Regions from separate parts of the Homo sapiens genome. Here regions 1 and 3 are each linked to region 2. The links are chromatin contacts, found by Hi-C or POLR2A ChIA-PET in ENCODE. All regions are on one chromosome and are shown on one strand. Each heading gives the region's core, a stretch centred on a gene start or an enhancer-like site at or near the end of the contact. The rest is flanking DNA. Distances are from core to core; before and after follow the strand shown. Region 1 holds the start of DNMT3B (DNA methyltransferase 3 beta). Region 2 holds the start of PLAGL2 (PLAG1 like zinc finger 2). Region 3 holds the start of COMMD7 (COMM domain containing 7).

What was found. Hi-C counts contacts between places; a loop is a spot of excess contacts on that map. ChIA-PET counts read pairs that join two places held with the same protein, here RNA polymerase II (POLR2A). Pooled maps may share reads with other maps.
Region 1: a pooled map shows a loop between it and region 2 (4-fold over the local background). The contact joins the promoter of DNMT3B here to the promoter of PLAGL2 in region 2. A Hi-C loop is called at or near these places in 3 of 50 pooled maps. POLR2A ChIA-PET finds 5 or more read pairs at or near these places in 2 of 52 experiments (HEK293 and activated T-cell).
Region 3: a loop to region 2 is called in a pooled map, with 3 times the contacts of the local background. The contact joins the promoter of COMMD7 here to the promoter of PLAGL2 in region 2. A Hi-C loop is called at or near these places in 1 of 168 maps with a recorded cell type or tissue (naive thymus-derived CD4-positive, alpha-beta T cell) and 7 of 50 pooled maps. POLR2A ChIA-PET finds 5 or more read pairs at or near these places in 3 of 52 experiments (B cell, activated CD4-positive, alpha-beta T cell and activated naive CD4-positive, alpha-beta T cell).

Annotation. Positions count from the first base shown.
Region 1 is chr20:32,760,836-32,764,494 of GRCh38, forward strand. It overlaps DNMT3B (DNA methyltransferase 3 beta), which reads left to right and starts at 1,550. Exons shown (of 23, transcript NM_006892.4): 1 at 1,550-1,864. RefSeq lists enhancers at 1-254, 478-1,143, 961-1,010, 3,139-3,659 and silencers at 1,271-1,910, 2,481-2,580.
Region 2 is chr20:32,205,998-32,209,831 of GRCh38, forward strand. It overlaps PLAGL2 (PLAG1 like zinc finger 2), which reads right to left and starts at 1,746. Exons shown (of 3, transcript NM_002657.3): 1 at 1,644-1,746. POFUT1 (protein O-fucosyltransferase 1) reads left to right here and starts at 1,883. Exons shown (of 7, transcript NM_015352.2): 1 at 1,883-2,068. The coding sequence starts at 1,945. RefSeq lists a silencer at 1,533-1,952 and enhancers at 1,717-2,630, 2,093-2,222.
Region 3 is chr20:32,741,759-32,745,131 of GRCh38, forward strand. COMMD7 (COMM domain containing 7) reads right to left here and starts at 1,709. Exons shown (of 9, transcript NM_053041.3): 1 at 1,550-1,709. The coding sequence starts at 1,633. RefSeq lists silencers at 326-500, 1,485-1,554, 1,735-1,964 and enhancers at 545-1,372, 2,260-3,204.

The DNA.
Region 1 (3,659 bases), core at 300-2,799, 550 kb after region 2:
GGCGCCAGGCAGGGCGCTGAGCTGAGCCCATTTCTCTCTGGTATCTCCCTAGCCTCTCCCCAAGCTCTTAGGTAGAATAAGATCCAGTAAGTATAGACACTTTTGCGGCATCCAAAGAATTAACCCTTCACTCATTTACTCACCTGGTAAGAGATACAGGGAGAAAGCTGTGGAGTAACTCAGGGAGCTGGAGCCCATAAGGCAGGAAACCCATGCCCATTCATTCAACAAACTTGTATTGAGCTCCTTTTTGATGCATCCCCCATCCACTATAAGCACTTGGAGACCCACACAGATGTGGTTTCTGCTCCCATAGTGTGTGTGTGTGTGTGTGTGTGTGTGTGTGTGTGTGTGTGTGTGTGTGTAGGGGAATGTAAACAGGAAAACAGATATGCAAAACAATTTCAGATCGCGGTAAGTGCTAGGAACAGAATGAAATAGGATAGGAGTGATGGACAGGGGAGACTTCAGGTGGAGTCATCGGGAAAAGCCTCTCCATAAAGTGACCTTCTGGGAGAAAACCGAGGGGTAAGAATCTGGTCCTGCAAAGATCTGGGCAAGAAATGTCCAGGTGTAGGGAACAGCGAGGTCAAAGTCACCATCACAAGGAAACGCTTGGTGTATTGAGGAGCAGCAGAGAAGTTGGAGTGAAGGCAGAGAGGGGTTAAGGTAGCATATACCTTGAAAGGGGAGGCTCCTATAGGGGCTTACAGGCGATATAAATCATTCATTCATTCAACACATATTTATTGAGCATCTACTGAGATCCTGTCCTTAGTTTACTGCGTGGAGACAGACCACAAGCAGGTAAACAAGCAAATATGTAAGTCCCAGGTCAGATAAATTTTAGGAAGTGCTGTTTTCCAGTGGTTCAATGGTCATCCCAGGGCAGAGGTGGGGAGACCTGCTGAGGGCGGCTTCTCCCTCAGTCAGTCCATGCCTGCAGGGTCTGGAACCCAGGTAGCCAGAGACCCGCTGGTCTTCTTTCCCCTCCCCTGCCCTCCCCTCCCTTCAAGATGGCTGACAAAGGCCGGGCTGGGTGGAAGGAAGGGAGGAAGGGCGAGGCAGAGGGTCCAAAGCAGGATGACAGGCAGGGGCACCGCGGCGCCCCGGTGGCACTGCGGCTGGAGGTGGGGGTTAAAGCGGAGACTCTGGTGCTGTGTGACTACAGTGGGGGCCCTGCCCTCTCTGAGCCCCCGCCTCCAGGCCTGTGTGTGTGTCTCCGTTCGGGTTGAAAGGAGCCCGGGAAAAAGGCCCCAGAAGGAGTCTGGTTTTGGACGTCTGACCCCACCCCTCCCGCTTAGGGCTTCTGATCCCCCAGGGTGATTTCACTGGCCCGGGGTTGGGAGGGCAGGGGGCCAGGGGGCGGAGCCCGCGGAGAGGGGCGGAGGGGAGGCTCCGAGCGATTTCAAATTTCCCTCGTCCCCGCCCCCCCGTTCCCCCCGCGCCCGGGCGGGGATCTGAGTGGCTGCGGCGGGGGCACCCCCGGGCGGGGGCGGGGCAAGAGCCGGGCCGGGGCTACAAGGGGAGTCGGCACCGCCCCCTCCCCACCCACTCCCGCTGCCCCGTCCGGCCCGCGCCGCTTCCTCGCAGCAGCTGCTCCCGGCTCCGCGGCCGCAGCCCGCGTGGACGCTCCGAGCGCCCCCCGACGGACGGGACCGGCTCCCTGGCGGTCGGGCGAGCGGGCGGCAACGCTGCCCGGCCGGCAGCGCTGGGGTTAAGTGGCCCAAGTAAACCTAGCTCGGCGATCGGCGCCGGAGATTCGCGAGCCCAGCGCCCTGCACGGCCGCCAGCCGGCCTCCCGCCAGCCAGCCCCGACCCGCGGCTCCGCCGCCCAGCCGCGCCCCAGCCAGCCCTGCGGCAGGTGAGCGCCCCGGGGCCCCGGGGAGGCTCGGCCGCCAGCTGCTTCGAGGGCTGCTAGGGGAGGGGACGGCGGGGGCTCCCGAAGCTGCCGGGGAGAGACCCTCTCCAGGGACCTCCCGAGGAGGGGCTCTCGCCGGGTTGGAGACCCGGCTGGGTTTGCGGGGTGAGGAAACGTCCACGGACCCTGCTTGGGGTGGAACGGGGACAGCGGGTGGGACGCGGGGGACATACGTCTGACGGGGACCGGAGATACTAGAGGAAGGGACGCGTCTGCTGCCTCCAGGAGCCCGAAGAGGAGAGAAGCTTGCTCGCAGGGAGGGGGACGCGCTGGCTTCCCGGGGTCCAGACTCGAGGAGGAGGAGGTGCCCGTCGAGAGCATGAACAGGGGCTTTGCTCATGGGCAGGGGGTGTAATTACCTGGCCTCTGCCTTGGGAAAAGTTAAGGGGCAGAGGAGGTGAGGAGGGGTTTCTGCCATGCAGGTGGGCGTCCGCCCCTTGCAACTGGGATGTGGGGTCTTCAGGCGAGGCGCTGTCCCTTCCCCCAATCCCAGCTTTAGGAAAGAGCTCGTGAGTGTGGGCTTAGACTCGCGCGGGCTGGGGTGTGCGCCGTGGAGGGCGTGAGGCAGAGGGCGACCTCCCGGGGTGCTCCTGAGCTGAGCCATCAAGCGCGGGGAGCAGCGGGGCTGCCCTCTGCCTGTGCACACCTGGCCCGGGAGGAGCCGGCCGGAGGGGCGGCGCCTCCCTGTCCCGGCCACGCCGCCTACCCTGGGGTCTTACCTTCCATTCTTAGCCTAACTCCCGTGTGCGGCTGGCCCCACTTCCCAGACTCGCACACTAAGGCCTCAAAACCTCTAGCACCAGCTCCTGGAAGATAAGCTTCCCGGCTCGTGGTTGCATGGGGAGGGTGTATTGAGCTCCACTTTATCGGGGAGAAAGTGGAAGCGGAGAAAGACCTAACAAGTTGTAAGACTGCGCTGCCCTTGGGCCCAGGCTTCCCGCTGGAGGATCTCACCTGTGGATGGAGTTCCGAGCCCAGGTCTTGCCCGCGCCTCCAGCTTTCCCTGCTCCCTTTTCCTCCCCTGGTCTAGGAGAGAGGCTCGCTGGGCCTCCGTGTTTCCACCCTCCCCCGAAGCTGGGAAGTGTTTGAATTAAAGGGAATTAAGGGCAGAGTATGAACTTTGAGTTGCCTCCTGAGTTCTGGATGCGGTGGGTTGTGGCAGACGGGTGGCAGTTTTTGGGAAACAGCTGTTATCTCCTCTACCAGGCCTGCTGGGGCTTCTTGTTCACCCACCTTGGAAACGCCAGGTGCGGACTTGATTTTTCCAGAGTTGAGATGATGGTACTTAGTTTATAGGGTTGGTATACAGTAAGCACTCAATACATGTTTGCCATTGTTGGAATCACTAGCTAGCACACGGGCTAAGCAAGCTTCCTTCCTTAAGGAAGCATAGTTCTTAGTTCATCATGTGTTTAAACCCTGTCTCGCCAAGTTCATTGCTCTCCGTGCCTTAATTATTACATCTGTGAATTAGCAATAGTCCTACTAATAGGGTTGTGTAAGGATGAAACCAGTCTTATGCGTGAATTAACCTCTTCAGCCCTTGATCTTCCTCAGATGTTTAGGCATAATAGCCTCTACCACATTGGGCCTGGGTAAAGAGGCAGTGGGATAGTGCCTGTGTAGGGTCAGCACATGGTGAGTGTTGATGTCTGTACTTAATAACGAATAGCCCCTCATTTTAGGGTGGCCATTCCTGAGATTTGGGGATGGAGGGAGGCACCCCTGCCAGCCTCTC
Region 2 (3,834 bases), core at 496-2,995:
TACTTGGGGATCTGAAGAACTCAATTCAACACCTGCCGGAGGAAATAGACCCAGAACGTTCCTTGGGATAGAATCTTCCCTTAAGCAGAACCCAAAATAGCAACTGGGAAATTATAAATAGACTTAGAGGAAAGAAAAAACAAAACAAAACAAAACAAAAAACAGATCCTGATCTCAGAACCAGAAACAAATCCTAAAACACACTGGTTGGCTGGAAAACAGTGAGAAGAGGGGAAATGGGAATGCTGTCGCCCCCTTCCCCCCCGCCCACTCCAGAGTGGTGGGAGAATTAAATTACAGGGAGGCTGGAGAGTCTCAATGACTTGCACCATTCCAAGAAACATCAAACAGGATTAACAGGGGTTGGATTTACTCTCAGGCTGCTAATTCTTCTGTCAGTGTAGATGGGCCCTCTTTGGAGTCTCTTTGATTCACTATTTCCTCAGATTCCTGCTGCCTCCCACTCCTGGGGAGGCCTTGAACAAATGGCTGCAACTCATCACAACCCCATTTTCATGGGGAGAAAACGTGATTCGACACCCCCGCTCCCAATCTGGTGGCCTCACCTTAGGAGAGAAAGGTTAGAAACCCAAGACCAGACTCTACACACAGTCCCATGGCTGACAGGTGGAAAAACACACAAGCCAGGAGACAGGCTAAGCTTGCAGGTGAAAGCACCGATTCCCCCACACAGGTGTCCCCATATCCTCCACCTAACAGGCCCCTTTCTCCCCACCAAGGTGGGCCACAGCCTGGTCCCAGGCCAACTTTTAGATCACCCCACTGTGGTGTGGGAAAGGTTCAATTCCCCGAGCCTGGGAGAGATGGGAGTGGATGAGGGCTGGAGAAGCAAAGGAAATCCAGGGAGAAGTCTGGAGGGAGTCTCTGGGATGGGAAGGAAGAGCGAGGATGGGAAGGAATCATGAGCAACTTTCCTGGGTCTCTAAGGGATCCCCACAAGAATGAAATGGGGGATTATAAGGGCTGGAAGGCTGGGGGGATGGGGATAGTCAGAAGTGTATCCTCTGAATTTCAAGAGGGTCTCAAAATGGGTAACGGGATGGAAGATGTCGAAAGCCTGGGAGTATGGCCACTGAGGAGGGAACTACAGGTGGGGCTTATTCGACTTCTCCAGACCCAGATATTTGAGGGAAGCCTCAAAGGGAGTTATGTAAGTCTGGAAAATGAAACAGGGTACAGAGCGGGCTATCTGGAGCAGGAAAGGGGGTTATGTGGGTCTGGGTAGGCGTGTCGGAGGGAGGGAGCAGGTGCAGCTTATCTGCGTCCCCCAGACCCGGGTCCCTGGTAAGGTCAGCAGCGCCTTATCTGGGTCTCCAGGGAGCCTAGGGGTCGGGAATGGGGGACCCTCAGGACTGCGTCTCCAGGTCTCGGAAGGGAGGGGACCGGTGGCTTCCTCGGGTCCCCCAGACACAGGTATGGGGTCCAGGGAGAGTTTTCGTCACCCCAGGGCCTATCTGGGGCCGGGTTGGCGCAGACCGGGCCCCGGGTCGGGGGTGTGGGCGACCGCGCTGAGGGGCCCGAGATGAGGCGCGCCGCCGCTCCGGGTACAGGGCGCGCGGACGCAGCGAGACGGCCTCCCGCCCCTCTCCCCGCCGTCCCCTGGGGCCCTCGCCGGCACTCACCGCGCTCGGGGCCCCACGCTGCGGGCCGGGCCGCGCTCGGGCTCCGCCAGGCCCCCTCAGGCCCCGGTAGTGGCGGCGGTCGGGCCATTGTGCGGTGCATTGTGGGAGCCGCGCGAGCGGGCGCTCGGGTCGTGGAGGGGGCGGTGCCGCGGGATCTCTATGGTCCCGCCCGCCCGCGGGCTAGAGCGGCCGGGGCGGTGCGCGGGCGGCGCGCAGGGACCGCTGGGAGCGGGGCGGGCGCTCGCGTCCCTCCTTCCCTCCCCGACTGTGCGCCGCGGCTGGCTCGGGTTCCCGGGCCGACATGGGCGCCGCCGCGTGGGCACGGCCGCTGAGCGTGTCTTTCCTGCTGCTGCTTCTGCCGCTCCCGGGGATGCCTGCGGGCTCCTGGGACCCGGCCGGTTACCTGCTCTACTGCCCCTGCATGGGTAAGGCCTCCCAAGCCCTCTGCTCAGATGGAGAAACTGAGGCCGGGAGAGGAAAAGCCACTCCTCAGATGCGCCCAGAGACACCTTCACAGGTCCAGGAGAGAACCTCAGAGCGGGACGGGGCATGCTCTTCTCCTCTCTGCCTTAGTTGCAAGGGCACAGAGGGGCCAACGTGTCCAACTTTCCATTTGACAGATGAGAAAACTGAGGCTGGGAGAGGTTACGTGACTTGCTTGAGGTCTAAGCCAGTCCAGGGTCCAGTAAATGGAGTTAGTGGGGCAGGACTTGATGTCACTGACCCACGCTGGCTCCTGGTGATTTTTCATTGATTCAGCAAATATTTATGGGGCACCTATTCTGTGCCGGGCCCTGTTCTCTGTACTGGGAATACCGCAGTGAATAAGATAAACTCCGTGTCCTTGTAGAGCCTTCATTTTAGTTGGGGAAGACAAACAATTGAGAATAAGTAGGCCAGGCGCGGTGGCTCACTTCTGTAATCCCACCACTTTGAGAGACCGAGGCAGGATCACTTGAAGCCAGGAGCTCGAGATCAGCCTAGGCAACATAGTGAAAATCCAATCTCAAAAAAAAAAAAAAAAAAAAAAAGCAGAGCGTGGTATCGTGTGCTTGTAGTCCCTTGGGAGTTATCTGGGCGGCTACTTGGGAGGCTGAGGTGGGAGGATCTCTTGAGCCGAGGAATTCGAGGCTGCAGTGAGCTCTGATCGTGCCACCGCACTGCCAGCCTGGGTGACAGAGTGAGACCCTGTCTCGAAACAAGCAAACCCAAAAAGGGGTAAACATAAAACAATAAATACATAGTTTCATAGAGGATGATGAATACTAAGGGAAAATAAAGAGAGCAGGGTAGGGGAGAATCTAAAGACCATGCCAGGTGCACAGTTGAAATGGGTATGGTGGATCATCATTGTGGAAGTGGATGATCTTAAGGCCCCCAGTGGCTTCCAGACTCCTGACCATGACTTTCAGGGCCCTGAATGATGTGGCCTCCACTGGCCATCTCCACAACTCCCTTCTCTGCTGATCCTCCAGCTGCAGCCACACTTAACTCCTTTGCGTTCCTCACACATGCTCAGGTCTTCCAGTCTGCACTGCTGCAGGTGGCGGTCCCTATGCCTGGAATCCTCTCCTCCATTTCTGCCTGACCAGCTGTTTCCCATCCTTTAGATCTCAGCCTAAATGTCACCAGAAAGGATTTCACTGACCTCTACCCAAGTAATCTCCTCATTACCCTATCACCAAACTTTTTTCATCTCTTTCTGGCAATTATCAACATTTTTCATGTATTTGTTTACATGTTTAGTGTCTCTGCAGTGAACTGTGAGTGCCTTAGGGGCAGAGGCCTTGTCCTTCTTGTTCATTCCTGTATCCCAGCACCTAGCACAGAGTCTGGCACATTGTGGCCTCTCAATCATATTTGTGAAATGAATGAACAGGTGCCATGCTGGGATTAAGAAAAGGAATCACACAGGGTCCTTGCTTCTGAGGCATTCACAGGCTGAGGAATCAGCCAGTACGAAGGCCAGGAAGTGAGCAAAGATACTTGAGGAAAATTGAAGAACTGAAGTAGCTCAGAGCCAAGGTGGGAGGTAAAGGAGGGAGAGTGAGTATGGCAGGGGATTGGTGAAAGGAGCCCAGTGAATGAGGCATTCGAGTTGCCCGTCCATGTGCAGGTGAATGGAGATAGAGGTAGAAGCTCTTCTGGCTGAGGGACAGCAAGATCAGAGGCATTGGGTGGGGATGGGAAT
Region 3 (3,373 bases), core at 459-2,958, 540 kb after region 2:
CCATTATAGTCCAGTTGCCTATGGTATTCAGTACAGTCACATGCTGTATAGGTTTGTAGCCTAGGAGCAATGCGCTATACCATATATCCTAGGGTGCAGTAGGTTTGTGTAAATAAACTCTAGGATGCTTGCATAAGATAAACTCAGGGCTGGGCACAGTGGCTCACGCCTGTAATCCCAACACTCTGGGAGGCTGAGGTGGGCAGATCACCTGAGGTCAGGTGTTCAAGACCAGCCTGGCCAACATGGTCAAACCCCATCTCTACTAAAAATACAAAAATTAGCTGGGCATGGTGGCGTGTGCCTGTAGTCCCAGTTACTCGGGAGACTGAGACAGAGAACTGGTTGAACCTGGGAGGCGGAGGTTGCAGTGACCCGAGATCGCGCCACTGCACTCCAGCCTGGGTGACAGAATGAGACTACGTCTCAAAAAAAAAAAATTAATTTCCATTTCTATTTAATTTTTAAATGTGGCTACTACAAAATGCAAAGTTAGAAATGTGGCTTGCAAATTTTTCTATTGCATAGCTCAAGCTTAGAACCTTCCTGTCGTTACAAGTTCTAAGTTTGGTTTTTATCTCGCAAGCAGCACTACTGTGTGGGAAGTTGTGGGGGGTATGGAGATGAAAGAAGAGGGGCGCTACCTCCTGGGAAGTGACAACCTAGCGGGGGAAATAGATGTATCTTCCCAGTGGGGGTGAGAAGTGTCATTCTCACCTATTTCAGCAGCCTTGGTGGTATGAAAAGGCATCCCAACCAGCACAGAAGCAGGATGCCTCCAAGACTGCCTTGGTTGGCACCTGCAGCCTGAAGGGGGAGAAAAAGGCTTTGCTAGCTCCCCTACCATCGAGGATGAAGACCCCCACTGTACACAGTGTATAAGGTTTCTTTCCATGTGAATCCCAGTGACTCTCCTTAACTGGGTGGAGGTGGAAGGTGTCATCAGCCTTGTCCCAGATCGAGCCCCTCAGGCCCACAGAGCCCCAGTGGGGCCTGGCTATTACTGACACTCATGTCACACTGAGATGTAAGACGGCAGCCCAGGCCAAGCTTCCCCGGGCCCCCTCAGATTCTCGGGCCCTCCCACTCCCCTCAGGCTTCCTCGGCCTCCCTGCCAAACATCTATCTCCCTTTGGACCCCACTGCTCCCCAAAACTCCCCACGCCCTTAGTCTGTTCCTTCAGTTCCCCAAACTCCTTCAGCCTCATCTAGACTCCCCTCCGTCCCTCTTCTAGGACCCCAAAAGCTCTCCTCGGCCCCAGGACCCCGCAGAGGTCCCGTAGTCCCATCTCTGAGACCCCACAAAGCCTTTCGGACCCCTCAGGTGGCCCTTAGGCCTCCGGAGATCCCTTGGCTCCCCACACTCTCCTCAGACCCCAGCTCACCTTAGCCTCGCCCCGAACCCACCTCACACACCCCAAACGCCCACAAGACGCCGCTCTGTCTAGTCTCTCCCAACTCCCGCGCACCCCCGGACGTCCCCCCCACCCCAGGCCCGGATCCTGGAATCACCTGGGCCCCGCGCCCCACGCCCCGCCGCCGGGCCCACCTGCGCGCCCAGCTGGTTCAGCTGCTGCATGTCGCCGCCCACGGCCTCCGGCACCGGGTCCTCAGTGCAGTGCAGGCGGCCCATGGCGCGCGCCCCAGCCCCGCAGGTTCCACCGCCGCCGCCGCCCTGCTCAGCTTCCTCCTCCGCTGCCGCTGCCACCGCTGCCGGCCTCTCCGCGCATCCACAACCGCACTTTCGCCACGGCCGTCGCAGCGCACTCCTCCCCCGGCCGCCCTGGGCTGTCCGGAGCCGGGGAGCCCTCGCAGGGCCGCGGACACGCGCGGCCGCCGGGCTCCGGGGAGGGGCAGGGGCGGCGCCGGCACCGGCAGACGCGAGGTTTCCTGCCAGCTCTCCCGCTGAGTGACCTTTGGGTACGGCGCTTGGCCTCTCTGAACCTCAGTTTCACCATCTGAGAAAATGATGGCTGGGGTAGCTCCTTAAATGAGTTAAGCCTCCAGAAATGTTTAACGCAGAGACCGGCACACAAGAGGTCTTCAATCAATGGCTAGCTGCTATTATCATCATCACTGTTACTATGCACTCCAGAGATATTTATGGCAGCCTACTCGATGCCAGACACTGGGGACAGGGAAGGGAACAAAGCAGGCCAGAGTGTCTCTCGGAGAGCTGACATCAGAGTAGAGACTAGGTCTCAACCTTGGAAGGGCATCAGCATCACCCCAGCATCACCTGGTATTGCCGGGCCCCGCCCCCAGAGGATCTGATTCGAAAGGCCAGGGTGGAGCCTGAGAATTTGCATTTCCAATAAGCACCCAGGGACTACACTTTGAGACCTTCTGGAGTGGAAGAAACTGACTTACCAAAGTTTCCTCAAAATAGTGCGAGGGCTTTGACTGTGCGGGGCAGGGAGGGTGGTGGTGAGGTGGGTGAGGGGAGGTTACTGAGACCGTGATCATCACTGCAGCCCCTCAAACACTCTAACCCCCATGCCCTCTCTTCCCAGGGGCTCCTCACAGTTCCCAGGTGAATATTACCCTAATCCCCACTGGAAACATGAGAAAATAGAGACATGCTACCCAGAATCTAGGAACTGAACGCCAAGCCTAAGGGCTTCACCTAGCCCCTAAGTCCAGCCTTGAGGGTAAAGAGGTAATGCCGAGAAACCTGGAGCAGGGAAATGTGGGGGGTTTGGCTGGCCTTCCTCACCAGCCCTCCTCCTCTCCTCTACCCTTTCCTGAAAATCCCTTCTGTAAAAGTATAAACAAAATGTCTTCTACCCGGCCCGGCGCGGTGGCTCACTCCTGTAATCCCAGCACTTTGGGAGGCTGAGGCGGGCGGATCACTTGAGGTCAGGAGTTTGAGACCAGCCTCAACATGGAGAAACTCCGTCTCTACTAAAAATACAAAATTAGCCGGGCGTAGTGGTGCATGTCTGTAATCTCAGCTACTCGGGAGGCTGAGGCAGGAGAATTCCCTGAACCCGGGAGGCATAGGTTGCGGTAAGCCGAGATCGCGCCATTGCACTCCAGCCTGGGCAACAAGAGCGAAACTCCGTCTCAAAGAAAAAACAAAAAAGTCTTCTACCCAAAGGCCAAGCCCATCCCCTTCAGTCATTATATCATTCATACATTCATTCAACAAATATTGAGTGGCACATGCCTGTGGTCCCAGCTACTCGGAGGCTGAGGCAAGAGGATCACTTGAGATCTTGAGATCGAGACTGCAGTGAACCCAGATGGCGCCACTGCACTCCAGCCTGGGCGACAGAGCAAGACCACATCTCCATAAAAAAAAAAGAAGGTCTGCTGTGAGGCAGATACCATGACATGATAGGGGGTGGGGATTCCACAGTGACACAACCAG